4 separate regions of the Homo sapiens genome follow, and all the other regions are linked to region 3. A link is a contact called in ENCODE Hi-C or POLR2A ChIA-PET data. All regions are on one chromosome and are shown on one strand. Each heading gives the region's core, a stretch centred on a gene start or an enhancer-like site at or near the end of the contact. The rest is flanking DNA. Distances are from core to core; before and after follow the strand shown.

The links. Hi-C counts contacts between places; a loop is a spot of excess contacts on that map. ChIA-PET counts read pairs that join two places held with the same protein, here RNA polymerase II (POLR2A). Pooled maps may share reads with other maps.
Region 1: a loop to region 3 is called in a map with no recorded cell type, with 2.9 times the contacts of the local background. The contact joins two enhancer-like sites. A Hi-C loop is called at or near these places in 6 of 37 single-sample maps with no recorded cell type and 4 of 50 pooled maps. POLR2A ChIA-PET finds 5 or more read pairs at or near these places in 1 of 52 experiments (activated B cell).
Region 2: a loop to region 3 is called in a map with no recorded cell type, with 3 times the contacts of the local background. The contact joins two enhancer-like sites. A Hi-C loop is called at or near these places in 3 of 37 single-sample maps with no recorded cell type and 7 of 50 pooled maps. POLR2A ChIA-PET finds 5 or more read pairs at or near these places in 1 of 52 experiments (GM12878).
Region 4: a loop to region 3 is called in a map with no recorded cell type, with 2.7 times the contacts of the local background. The contact joins two enhancer-like sites. A Hi-C loop is called at or near these places in 1 of 37 single-sample maps with no recorded cell type and 3 of 50 pooled maps. POLR2A ChIA-PET finds 5 or more read pairs at or near these places in 3 of 52 experiments (MCF 10A, PC-9 and activated T-cell).

Annotation. Positions count from the first base shown.
Region 1 is chr12:89,925,777-89,929,265 of GRCh38, forward strand. It overlaps LOC105369890 (a long non-coding RNA gene), which reads left to right. Exons shown (of 13, transcript XR_001749246.2): 3 at 1,624-1,878. Among named protein-coding and RNA genes, the nearest start is that of LINC02399, 20 kb to the right of the region's middle. Within about 2 kb of position 1,500, at least 5 of the 41 ENCODE cell types and tissues checked have a DNase peak (open chromatin) inside an H3K27ac peak, as active enhancers do.
Region 2 is chr12:89,959,544-89,962,740 of GRCh38, forward strand. The region is part of intron 6 of LOC105369890 (a long non-coding RNA gene); the gene reads left to right. Among named protein-coding and RNA genes, the nearest start is that of LINC02399, 13 kb to the left of the region's middle. RefSeq lists an enhancer at 688-917. Within about 2 kb of position 1,273, at least 5 of the 41 ENCODE cell types and tissues checked have a DNase peak (open chromatin) inside an H3K27ac peak, as active enhancers do; they include GM12878, where a contact is called at or near this core.
Region 3 is chr12:89,661,761-89,665,100 of GRCh38, forward strand. The region is part of intron 1 of ATP2B1 (ATPase plasma membrane Ca2+ transporting 1); the gene reads right to left. Among named protein-coding and RNA genes, the nearest start is that of ATP2B1, 45 kb to the right of the region's middle. RefSeq lists an enhancer at 1-14. Within about 2 kb of position 1,916, at least 3 of the 41 ENCODE cell types and tissues checked have a DNase peak (open chromatin) inside an H3K27ac peak, as active enhancers do; they include GM12878 and PC-9, where a contact is called at or near this core.
Region 4 is chr12:90,098,061-90,101,386 of GRCh38, forward strand. LOC105369890 (a long non-coding RNA gene) reads left to right here. Exons shown (of 13, transcript XR_001749246.2): 11 at 2,643-2,781. Among named protein-coding and RNA genes, the nearest start is that of LINC02399, 150 kb to the left of the region's middle. Within about 2 kb of position 1,416, at least 3 of the 41 ENCODE cell types and tissues checked have a DNase peak (open chromatin) inside an H3K27ac peak, as active enhancers do; they include PC-9, where a contact is called at or near this core.

The DNA.
Region 1 (3,489 bases), core at 250-2,749, 260 kb after region 3:
GAGGTGGGTGGATCACGAGGTCAGGAGGTCAAGACCAGCCTGGCCAACATGGTGAAACCCCATCTCTACTAAAAACTACAAAAATTAGCTGGGCACAGTGGCAGGTGCCTGTAATCCCAGCTACTCGGTAGGCTGAGGCAGGAGAATTGCTTGAACCCAGGTGGCAAGGTTGCAGTGAGCCGAGATCACGCCACTGCACTCCAGCCTGGGTGACAGAGTGAGACTCCGTTTCAAAAAAAAAGAAAAAAAAATTACAAGGAGAAAAATGGAAATTACCCATAATCTCATTACTCAGAAACAACATTCAATATTTCAGCACATTTTTTCTAGTTATACAAGCATACAAAAAATAAATATTTGGGATATTTTCCAAATATGTAATTTTAATTATTCTTTTTCCACTTAACATTTTATATTGAACATTTTCGTATGTTATTTTTCTTAAAAACAAACAGTTTTAATGGTTATATACTATTTCTATAATATGAATAGACCATAATTCATGCAATCACCTTCTCATTTTTATATGTAGATGGTTTTTAACTTACTGCTCTTATAATAATGCTATAATGAACATTTCCAGAAATGATTCTTATCTGCATTTCTTACTATTACCTTGGCATTTTCTCCTAAACAAGAATTACTGAAACAATCTGAATTTTTAAAGGTTCTTAATATGTATTATAAACTACTTTTCAGAAAATTAAAAAAAATCAATAACAGGACTGAATGAGTCCATTTTTCTTAATACTATTTTTAATAGTTATTGTCATTGAAAACAATCTTTGCTAATTGAAATTCTTGGTGTTCATAACTTGCTTTTCATTAAACATTAGTGAAGTTGAAGAGTTTCCTTACTTGAGTCAATTATATGTCTTATACTGTAAATTGTCTTATAGTCTTTTTCCATCTTTTCCTATTAGATGGTTAAAGCTTTTATGTGTTAATTATATATATATATAAAATTTTTTTTTCAGAGTCTCACTCTGTTGCCCAGGCTGGAGTGCAGTGGTCTGATCTTGGCTCACTGCAACCTCCGCCTCCAGGGTTCAAGTGATTCTCCTGCCTCAGCCTCCTGAGTAGTTGGGATTACAGGTGCCTGCCACCATGCCTGGCTAATTTTTGTATTTTAAGTAGAGACAGGGTTTCACCATGTTGGCCAGGCTGGTCTCGAACTCCTGACCTCAGGTGATCCACCCACCTCAACCTCCCAAAGTGCTGGGATTACAGGCGTGAGCCACCATGCCTGGTCTGTATCGTCCTTTAATGTGATATGGTTGGCAAATATTTTCTAGTTGGCTAGTAGATTTTTAATTTATTTGTGATGATGACAATATTTAATGGTATTAGGAATATTATGTTATTATACTATAGTCCACTATACATAAAGACTTATCTATGGTAAAAAGAGGTGGAAAATCCAGATAGTACAGATCTTTAGTACATTTTAAATTTGTTTACGTGATTCACATGGCTTGACTTTTGACAAACATATGCCTCCTAGAGCTAAAAGAGTCCTCATAGATTGTTTCACTTCCTCTTTCCTGGTAAGCAGGTCACCATGAAGTAAGAGCATGTCTTATCTTTGCATGTCAAGCATTATTTTGTGTTTCACTTTTATAGGAGAAGAAAAAGAGACATTATGTCATTCTTCTGATTGTGAATTTAATTAAAATCCTGATTCCTGGATGGTATCGTGGGCCTATTGAATGAGAATCTCTGGAGCTAGAACTGGAAATCTGCATTTTAACAAATAAGTCTGGTGATTTTTAGCATTCTAACATTGGAGAACTACTGGTGCTGGAGAGTTCAGATGACCAATGGTGAATTTTATCTCACATTACTAGCTTCTTCAGTTTTCTTCCCCTCAGTGCTCAGGTACTCAATTTGCATAATATTAGATTGTACTCTTTATATATTGGTTCAGAAAGGTTTTTAAGTGTGTGCTGTGAATCTGAAGCTAGATGGAAACTCACTCAAAGCAGGAATTGTAATACCCGGTTTTTGTTTTTTTAATCTCCTTAGACAACTTTGCATAGTGCAACAAAGTTATTGACTCATAGAGATTCAAAGTACCAAAGAAAATGAGATACTTAATATTTTAAAAATATAAGCCTATTTTCTGTATGAGAAAATGGAGGTAGAGTTTTAAAGTCTTTCAAAGTTTGTCAGGTTTCATGGTTTTTGATTTATTATTTTTTGAGGTTTTGGATGATGAACCTTGACTGATACTACTCCAGTGATATTTTTAAAAGTATTTTTATAAGATGTTTTAGAGGTGTCTCTTTTGTAGGAAAGAGACATGAGATAGTAAATTAGAATTTTTATTTAATTTAATCCAAGAATTTGAGACAGTACCTCTTCACAGAGAATCAAAAAATAGCTTGATTTAATCTGCAGTGTACCTATCTCTGTGCTTAAAACTGTGGATCTATTTCAATGGAATGGAACACGATCCTTATCCTTGAAGAACTTAACTGTATTTTACTTGCACTTAATTTTTGGCATTGTTTTACATGTTACTTCATATAATTTTACACTCTATAATTATATTTCTGGAACATTTGCATTGCTCTCATCTGCTTTAATAATGCTATTGCTGATTTATATTCATATATAATATCATGTTCTTTTCAAAGCCTATTTATGTATATGGTTCTAGGAGAGCCTCAAGAACTTAGTATAATATTAATAGAATTTTTTGAGTGTTTGATTCATGTGTGACTCTGAGCTTCACATGAATCCCATCACCGAATTATCACAACAATTCTATAAAGTAGGCTGTGTTATTATCATCTCCTATTTACCAGGTGTGAAAACAGAGCTGAACAAAGTTATTTTAAGAGCTGCAGTCTGACTCAAGAGCATACAGTTTACCTTAAGATCCCCTAGTCTAAACCATTAAACACACTGCCTCCTCAGCAGCATAGGTAGTTGCAAAAACAATTGGACAGATAGTCAAATTCTTGTCTACTTATATTGCTCAGATAGAAGGGGGCATATTTGCTGAACTTGCTCTGCAGTACTCAGTAGAATATTTTCTGTAGGTTAATATAATCCTTGGATGATAGTCAAAAGGTGATCAGAACCCCCACCCCTGCCCTTGATCTCTCCGAAGCCAGGCAATATATTTTTATTCAGTTACTTCTTTTAACCTGAAGTCACCAAATAGCATACTACTAAATGTATAAAGCAAAAACTATAAAGCAAAAAAAGAGAGATTCCAATATACATATTCAAAATCAGATCACATAGAGAACACAAAAGTAATGACACAGAAGAAATAAATGTTATAATCAATAACATTGACTACTAGCCAAATACAGAATTTTTCATCCTTCAAATAGATAATATTATTTTTTAAATATCTCTGGAATATTCACAAAAATTGATCATGTTCATAGCCAAACAAAAACAAACACAGAAAAACTTAAAACCAAAAGTGGAGATTTTACAATCCATGTTCTCAAATAGCTATGTAACTCAAAA
Region 2 (3,197 bases), core at 23-2,522, 300 kb after region 3:
ATCATAATTATAAAAGTGCAAGTTTGGTGTAAAAAATAAAAAAAATACATGATGGTAGAGCCTCCGGGCTTAAAAAAAAAAACTTGGGATATCTTATTAAACGTATTGTTTTCCAACTAGTCTCATCTTTGCTCCCTTGGTGCTTAGAAAGAAAACTCCAAGTAGAATAATGATAACTACCATATGTTGGTTCTTACCATAAAGCTAAGAGCTAAGCAGTCTACATATAGGTGTCTCATTTGGTCTTCCCAACAGCACGATGAAAGACATATGTGAGGAAAGTAATGTACAGAGATGTTAGATGACTTGTTTAAGGTCACAGAGATGGTGAATTGTGGAGCCTGGGTTTGAATCTAGGTTAGTCTGACTCCTGAACTGCATTCTATGCCAGTGTATGAAAGAGTCTTCAGAAAACCACATAGTTTAATGTGAGAAAGTGAAGCTTTAAAAGAGATTCTAGTCCTTTCCAAGCTAAGTTTAATTTAGGGAGGCAGGGAGTGTGTACACTGTGCAGAAAATACAGTTCTTACCTGAGGGTATCACAGTCCCCATTCAGTTGACATTCAGCAGAAGATCAACTCAGTTGTTTGGCTATCTCAGTTCAGCAAGCTCTTCTAAGCCAGAGGTTGGAACATAAAAATGATTGAGACATCTCTCCGCCCTTGTGTCCAGTGGAGGGGCAGGTTACATAAATAGATGTTTGTGAAAATCAAAGTAGAAGCTCAGTCCTAGAGAACTCTGAGGATAGCCTGTGAGCTGCAAGTCTGAGGAAGCCGAAAGGAGAATGGTGAGTAATGGGAGTTTCCCTAGGGGTGACCAGCTTGTCTGGTTTGCCTGGGACTTCCCCAGTTTTAGTACTAAAAGTCCCACATCCTAGGTGATCCCTTAGTCCCTGGCAAACTGAAATGGTTGACCACATAAGTTTCTGCTGGTTTGGAGAATTGCTAATTTCCATTAGGGAACTGGGGGATTCCTAGTCAGTCCTTGTTGAGAAATTAATATTCATGAGCATCACCCTAAAAATGATAACCTAATCTTCTATGAGAAATATTTTGGTTAAGCAAGCTTGATTTGCTACTGTTTTCAATTGGGAGTTCAATAAATTTGCTTTGTTTTCTTGTGTGGTAGGAATCCATGTTGTCATCAGGGATCTTGCAAACTCAAGTGTGAAGACAGAGGCAATCCTGCATGGGTCCCATCAAGATAATGGGCACACAAACTGCTTGTGAGGGAGCAGACTGTTTAATGAATAAGGAATTAGGTTACACAGGCACCATGTTCAAAAGTCAGCTGGCAGAGTTTCAACAACCTCGTCATCACTAGAACAGTCCTGGGTGTGCAATCCTATAATGCCTGGGCAGGGTGACCAGGTTTAATGTACTCTTTTACAGCTCATGGGTATGGGGCTTATCACATGCTTCAGCAAGAGCACCCTTTTATTATTTTGAAACTTATAGTGTCACCTTAACGTTTTATGACAAGCCTTGTCCATCACATCACCACTATAAAAATGTCAATAACTTAGAGAGTTGCTTTTTCAAATATTTTGTCACATAATTAAAATTTTATTCTTCTTTTCACTTTTCCTTTTTTCCTCCCTTGAGAGCCCTTCTTTATTTTTCTTTTTTTCTTTCTTTTTTCTTTTCTTTTTTCTACCTCTCTGTCTTCCTTTCTCTTTTTCTTTCCCTTTCTCCCTCCATCTATCCTCTCCACTTTCTTTTATCCTTTCTTCCTTTTTGAAGGAAGAGGGGATTTTGATTCTCTTCAGATGCAACTCTCCTTCCCTGTCACATGCATCTTCTCAAAAACTTAAGCTAGGAGGGTGACTTGCTGAGACCTTAACTAGAGTTTTGTTTTCATTTCCGTACCAAGAAGTCTCCCTGAGTATCTTGCATCAAAGGAGGTAGATGAAAAGGGAGTTATTGGCCAAAAGAAATGGCATGCATCCTTCTTGCTCTTCTAAAGAATGTACAGGTCTTCGATGTTCTATGGCCTGGGTACATCCTGAGGGGCCCTTAAGTTCTAATATTGGTGATGAGAAATAGCATGATCTCTTTTGTGTTGGAATGAAAGAGAGGAGCTGGATTCTGAGGAGAATTGAAAGTTTTTGTCAATTTTGTTTTTTTGTTGTTATTGAAAAGAGGGGGAGGGGTTGGGGAGAGAAGGGAAAGACGGGCAGAGCTCGGGTAGTGGGACACTTCTAATACTTGAGTCCTATCCCTAAGTTAATTCTGATATCGTCAGTAGTTTCAGAGTTTCTAGGATCACTGACTCCAGAAAAGGGCTGCATCGAAGGTCCTCTTATGAATGCCTAGAGCAACTTGATTAGAAAATCCATCTTTATACCCCTTCTTGGAGACCTATTAGTAGTTCTGGCTGTCCCAACATAACAGCAGAATCCTACTCTGATCTGGGTTTCTGGAAGCCCCCTGTGAACCATCATACCCTGGATGACAAACTCCAGTAGCACTGGGGAGAGAGCACTTAATGACAAGTAGACCCCCGAAGGGCTATAGAAGGAGCTTGTTTATCTTAAATATGGGTGGGATGGGGGGGAAATGGGGCACTTTTGTACACCTTGAGAGATCTGTGGGCAGAAGAGACAGGCTACCTCTGTTACACACTAAGAACTGACAAGAATGAGACAATAAAACACTCCGTTACACACTAAAAACTCATAAGAATGAGCCTTTACACATATTGTCTGTGTTAGGAGTATATGGGAGACTGGCACCTACTAATGGAAAGGAAGAGTGGAAATTCTAGCTCTGTTGTCTTCCAGTAGCCATTTACCTGCCCTGTAAAGGTGGCTCTCAACTCAAGACTCAAGAGTCTCTGTTCTTGAGGTTCTTTTTGTTTGTTTGTTTTTGTTTTTTAATTTGTGATGTGATCTCTTTGAGTTTCTTAGTGTGATTCTTCTGTTTTGTAATTTAGGAAGCTGCTACACTTCTGGGGATGATAAATATTATTTAAATTAAAAATTACATTCAATTTTAAACTGACTTTTTAGAAAAATTCCATTTAAACCTCCCACCTCATATATAAGGATAGTTCCCACACTTGGGACCTGAACTTCCAATTGAATTCAGATGACTGAATGTATCCTGCAAATAATGCACAGAGCTTATGAGAAAAAGTCCAAACTCTCTCTGCCATGGGCGTGAACCGTTGAACCATGATACCTCATTACCTTCACA
Region 3 (3,340 bases), core at 666-3,165:
TTTTTCTGTAACACAAAATCAATTCCACTTCCTTTGCACACAGACATAGTTACACCAAGAGCGAGAGCTAGCCTACATAGCTGTTTCTCACTGTGGTTGCTATTGGCATTTTATTGACAGTGACAGCTACCTCGTGAGTTTAAAAATCCAGCCCTACCCCACCCAGTCCTCTTAGATATCAGCAGTGATTCTCAATCAGTGTGGACAAGCTGAAACTTAGCACTGCAAATGTCCTATAGAAGGTTTGGATAGTATACCACATAATTGAGCCTAAATTTATGGCCCATTACACTGAAAAGTTATTTAAAGGCAACAAACCATGCTTTATCCATCTTTGATCTCCATATCTTATCAAGAGAGACTATGATCTTTCTTTCTTTTTTTTTTTTTTTAACACGAGACTGGAGTTTTATTATTACTCAGTCTTCCAAAAAGACTATGATCTTTCAACCTTCTTACATAGTCACTTTCTGCAGAAAGACAATAACCTTTTACCCGATTCACACCCTAAAAATCTGAAGTCCTTCAACCATGATAATTTACTGTAAACTTAAATATAAGTGCTTGCATGTAATATCTCACTCTCATAGTGAAAAGAGCAGATGGTCTATTATTATACATATCAAACAGATACTACAAGATTAAGAATGGTAAAGAGTTTATTCTACAAAGTTTTGGTACATTCAAATTATTTCATTAAAATGCTTTAAAGAAATCAAGGAATGACTCAAATTTAAATTTACTCAAGTCACATTTTTCACTTCTTAAGGGGCTTAAAGAAAACATACACACTCACATAAAAGATCATTAAACCTATACTGCTTGTTTAGAAAAGTAATTTATATTAGATGAGTAAAGAATAACATATAAACAAGAGTAAATTCACCAAAGGATTTTAGTTTTATAGAGCTGATAAAGCAGAAAATAAGCATTATCTAAAATGCCTGATTTATTAGTCTCAAAGGATTCCTAAATACCATCCCTGTGTCTGTGTTGACTAAAATTAGTCCTACTCCCCTAAGTAACTTACTTATCTAGTAGACTCTTCCAGAGGCAGAGACTAAGTACAGTACTTTAAAGGGCAAGTTACAGCTGCTGTCAGTTATAAACTTGGCATGAACACTTTAGCAAATCTCTCAGGGTGGGAAACAACTAGATTAGAATAAGGAAGGCATTAATTTGTTCTTCTATTATAGCCTTTATCACACAGCTGCAATGATTTGTTTACCTCTCTGTCCTTCCCAGTGAACTGTAACTCATGGGAGAATCTGTGCCATTCATTTTTAACCCCAGCACTGTCTGGAACATAGTAGGTACTCTTGAACCATAAGCTAAAATAAATTTGAAAAACAGATTTTACAATGGAAGCAACCACAATTTAAATAGCAGAGCTAAACAAAACTTCCTAACACTGTTTAAAAGAATATGTTAGGTGTTAGATGAGTTAAGAGAAAGTCACAGCTTTCAAGGAGTTTTCAAACCATCTTGGTATGCCAGATATATTATAGCTTTCCTTTAAATCCTTTTAGACAACAGAATAAGTTAAAGGATATTTCAGATTTTAAAAGGAATTACACGCCTGCTACATGGCAAAGTTTTTTAACCAGGGTCTTAGATTCTTGAGGGTATGCAAAGAAATAATACTGAATTATAATATTTCATACAGCCTGAAAGAAACAATACATTTATTTGAAAAATAATTTGTTAGGGTTACCCATGCTAAATAAAAATCTGCCAAATCAACATGGTAATAAAGTTGGCAAGGTCTAAATAATAATGAATACAATCTTACCCAGTAAATACCATTTGGTAAAAAAAACACTTAACTCCACATCTAACTAACATCTGCTCCAAAATTTGCTGTTTCTACACTATCTCCCACTCATAAATCAACCCATGACAATCTAGCTTCCTCTTTTATGCTGCGTTGAAACTACTCTTCCAGGTGACCATTGATCCTGTTCTTAAATCTAATGGACACATTTAGCCCTAATCTAACCTACTAGCAACCTTTGCTACTGTTAACCACTCCCTATTGAAATGTTCTTCTGCCTTCATTTCTCTGATGTCTGACTCTTATTCTCACTACACTGTCATCTCTAGCTGCTTGTTTTCACTTTCCACTGTCCTTTTTTTCGAAGAAGTCAAAGCAGTCAGTAGGGAGGGGCTGGATGGCACAGCAGCCTTTATAATTGCTTTCATCTGTTTTTAGTCAGAGTAAACGAGATTCGTTTATTGATAATAATAAAAATTTATTTGCATGTGCATTTACAGGGCCTATTTATTTTGTTTCTCTCATATTTCAGAATTCCACAATTCAATTAAAATGATGAAACCACAATGTAACAGTCTGGCTCAGTGAAAGTGTAAAAAAGAAAAAACCACCCAGGTTTTCTTATCCTAAAGGCCCAAGCACAGCTCCTGTTTCCCACACCCTTTAGTCTATAAAGAAATATGCCAGCCCAAAGCAGAATAGGTGACTCACCTCCCTCCCTGGGGCTGTTAGATAACTATTTTGGCTTTTGATAGCTGTCATTTTCAGTACAGATTATTCATTCATGCCAACAAAGTACTTAATTAAGCAGAGTATATGATAAAATTTTAATGTGAATGATCTCAAACACAGGTATCTTGAACTATAGAAATTTTTGGTCTACGGTCAAGTCAGTTGGTATCATCTTATCCCAAACATTTATGATAGCTGTCTCTTGGGAGGTTGGTCTAATTTTGCAAGGTTATACTTACAAAACCAAAAACAATCCCTCTGAATTTACCAAAACCAGAACAAACTTAAAAGTTAACACACTACAGATTAGTGGTTCTTAAACTTCAGCATGCATCAGAATCACCTCAATCACCTGTGAAAACACAGATTCCTGAGCCTCACTCAGTTGATCGAACACTTCATGAGACTGTCTAACAACTTCTCAGATAACAGTGATGCCAATGCTACTGGTCTGGAGAGCCACTACTGACAGAAAGTGTAGCCTCAACCTTGACTAGGGAACAAACTGCTGGATTGTCACCTTGATCCAAAAGTTTCCTCAAACAAATATAAGCAAATTACTTATGGTTCTTTATTATGCTATTCTTTTTTTTTTTTTTTGAGACAGTGTCTCGCTCTGTTGCCAGGCTGGAGTGCAGTGCACTCAGCTCACTGCAACCTCCGCCTCCTGGGTTCAAGCGATTCTCATGCCTCAGCTGGGATTACAGGCATGCACCACCATATCCAGCTAATTTTTGTATTTTTAGTAGAGATGGGGTTTCACCATGTTGGTCAGGATAGTCTCGATCTCCTGACTCCGTGATCTGCCCGCCTCGGCCTCCCAAAGTGCTGGGA
Region 4 (3,326 bases), core at 166-2,665, 440 kb after region 3:
TGTGCAGGGCTGAATGAAGCTAGCAATTTTTTGCTTAGTGTCCTTCTTCTGTTTTTTGTTTTCCATTACAAATGAATGTTTAGAGACACTCTGTTTTCCTTCTTAAATTTCTCTGTGAGTTAGTCAAAGAAGAGTGTGTTAGAAGAGCTCCCTTCACTAGCAATCAACATCAATTGTGACTCCAAATAGTACTTTAAATCCTACTTGTTCTACCTGCCACTCAACCAAAGATTGTTTCTAGAGGTCACATGCCTCCACTTAATTACTTCCGTTCCTATTCATGCTACAGAATAGGAACTTACTGATCTGTCTGGTGGGCATTTTAGTTTGTATAAATTGAGATTCGAGAGTTCATTTGGATAAAATAAGATGCTGGCTAAAGTTCAAAGCAAACATTTGCTGATGCTTAAAACCACCTTGAGACCAAAAAAGTTTACACTCCCTGGTTTCTCTAGGGAGTAGGGTTTGAGAAAACCACAGACAGTAGTTATTCTTGGAAATCCTGCTACCAGGCAAATGCCATAGGGCAAGGGCCCAGAGAAGCTGAGCTTCTCTCCCATGGCTAAAGGCAGAGCTTATCCTGACTGGAATTGCTTGGTCAGGGTTTAGAATCCTTCCTGCTGATGGAGAGAGAGGAGGAAGCTGAGCAAAAAGAAAGATGACTAGACTGGCTCTTGGAATTATATCCTAGAATAGCTGCCCAGTTTAGGTCTTCTCCTGATACTACTGACTTCCTGGAAGCCCTCTTTACACATAGTCTCTGGTTATTCCTTTTTTTTTTTTTGAGATGAAGTCTCACCCTCTCACCCAGGCTGGAGTGCAGTGACATGATCTCGGCTCACTGCAACCTCCAGAAAACTCCGTCTTCTGGGTTCAAGCAATTATCTTGCCTCAGCCTCCCATGTAACTGGGATTACAGATGTGCACTACTGTGCCCAGCTAATTTTTGTATTTTTAGGAGAGACAGGGTTTCATCATGTTGGCCAGGCTTGTCTTGAACTCCTGACCTCAAGTGATCCACCTGCCTCGGTCTCTCAGTGTTGGGATTACAGGCGTGAGCCACTACACCTGGCTGATCCATGGTTATTCTTCTTGTGTACCCCTTTCTACCAGGATATATAAAGACAGTTGAAGAATGTATCTGCCCCGAAGTTTCTACTTAAAATAGGCTTTGGTGGTTTGGGATTAAAGACAATTTGTATCTCAGTTCACTTAGGATCTGGGATAAAAATTGAAGTGTTATAACTACCTGATAATATTGAGAATATTAAAGAAGTATAGTGTGATTCTTAATAAGTACCTTGACACCTTTCCTTCAGAGCTCAGGGTGATTCAGTGGCCATTTTTCTTTGTGTTTTCTTTCCTGTCTCAGTCTGATATTACAGAGCAAGTTTATGTTCTGATTAGGAAAAACTGCAGTTCACTAAGATGCTATATTTGCTATTCAGTGAGTCATACTAAAAAGCCTCATGTTCTTAAATGACATAAGGAAATGGAATCAGGAGAAAAATCATGATCACAAAATGCACCATTCCAAAAATCTAGAGTGGGACAGAAAGATCAAGCATCTAAATGCAAACCTCCTTTGAACCGGAACTGCTATAACCAGGGCAGCAGATTGCTTGAGAATGGACATTGATTTTCCCAGGCAGAGGGTAAAGTTGTAAACAGTGGATTGTCTACTATTGAAAAACTCTTTCAACATGTTCGGTGCAGATCGGCTATCCTTTAATATTCAATGTACAGCACCATATCCACACACACTATAAATGTACATGAGCGTCAGTCATTTATCTCTGAATTTTCATGTTCCAACTCCAATACCTAATGTTTTAGAGATGCTTGGATGATTACATCATAAGGTCCTCACTCAATATATATTTTCACCTTTTTTTTCTTTTAATATACTTGATTTGTTTGGAATCTCCTTTCGGTTTTTTTTTTTTTTTCCAATGTGGGCAAGTTTTTCAATAGGCTTTGGAATGGGGCTGCAGTGAATGGGAAATGGTTAAACTGTGGTTACATGCTAAGTGACTGGCTTAGGGAATGAAAAAGAGAAAAGGGAGTCACCGATGGAGCCATCAGTCAGCCAACAAAGGTAGGAGCATAGCAGTGGGGAATAAAAACAGATCCAGAGAAACAGAAAAAATAATAAGTTAAAAGCCAATCTGAGTGGCACCTAATAAGAAAAGGAGGCTCATCTATGCATCTCAAGGCAACAATCCAAATAGGGAAGAGCCCAGAAATAGTTGATTGGATTTATTTTAAATAGTAAGGAAATAAGGAAATAGTAATAATAGAATAGGCAAATGTGGGCAAAATAATGAGATAATATACATATTGGTGTGCTGCTGGTGGATATTGTTGAATATTTAATACTATGTGAGCTTTTTGGGGCATGATAGTAAAGGCATGCGGTTATTGCAGCCAATTGGAAGCAAAAACTATCATAAGAGAGTAATGATTGTTGTTGATAGGTTTCTTTTTAAGTAGAGATACTATGATCAGGTTTATGAAGTGAGAGAAGACATCTGTGCTGACTGTACCAGAGTCTCATGACTTTGTATGGTTTGCTGGGGGAAATGGAAAACAACAGCAACAACAAAAACCTAACTTCACTAGCTCCTTGCTCTCTATTGCAGGAAATCCCTGAAAAACCAGATGGCAGAAGTTACTCAGAAGAAATGAAAGGATTTTCCATTATTCAAATAGGAGGTGGAAGAGGAAGTGTGGGAGTAATTACTGGATTAAGATCACTGAAAGACAAGATTGTCTTTAAGGGTGAGTCCTTTGGTTGGTAAACTTCATATAGGAAAAATTCTCAAGTGGTTGCCAAGAGCTAACCTTCAAGATGAAGTACACAAACCTGCTGACAGGCAAATATGACTCTCAGGTTCATTTCAAACTGCCCATACTTATTAAAGCTCTTCATTGCTCTAGGTCAGGGAAAAGTTACATAGGGTCCCTGAATATACTTCATATTTCATTTCTAAATCTGAGTTCTGATGGGGTATGTGTGTATATGTGTGTGTGTGTGTGTGTGTGTGTGTGTGTGTGTGTGTGTGTGTAGAGAGAGTAGGAATTCTGAGACCTGATAGTGTTGACTCTGGAGTTTGATAGGGATAATACAAAGAGAGAGGCATATAAGGAGGAACATAAAAAAAAATTGAAGACTAAGGACACACCCCTAGCTAGGAATACACATGACCCTTTTGCCACCCAAACCGTACCATTGCCATTTGAATCACTACTTAACTAAATGGTAGAAAGCAATTACAGTAAGTGCTCAACTTAATCACTTTGCATCCATACAGAGACCCCTGGGG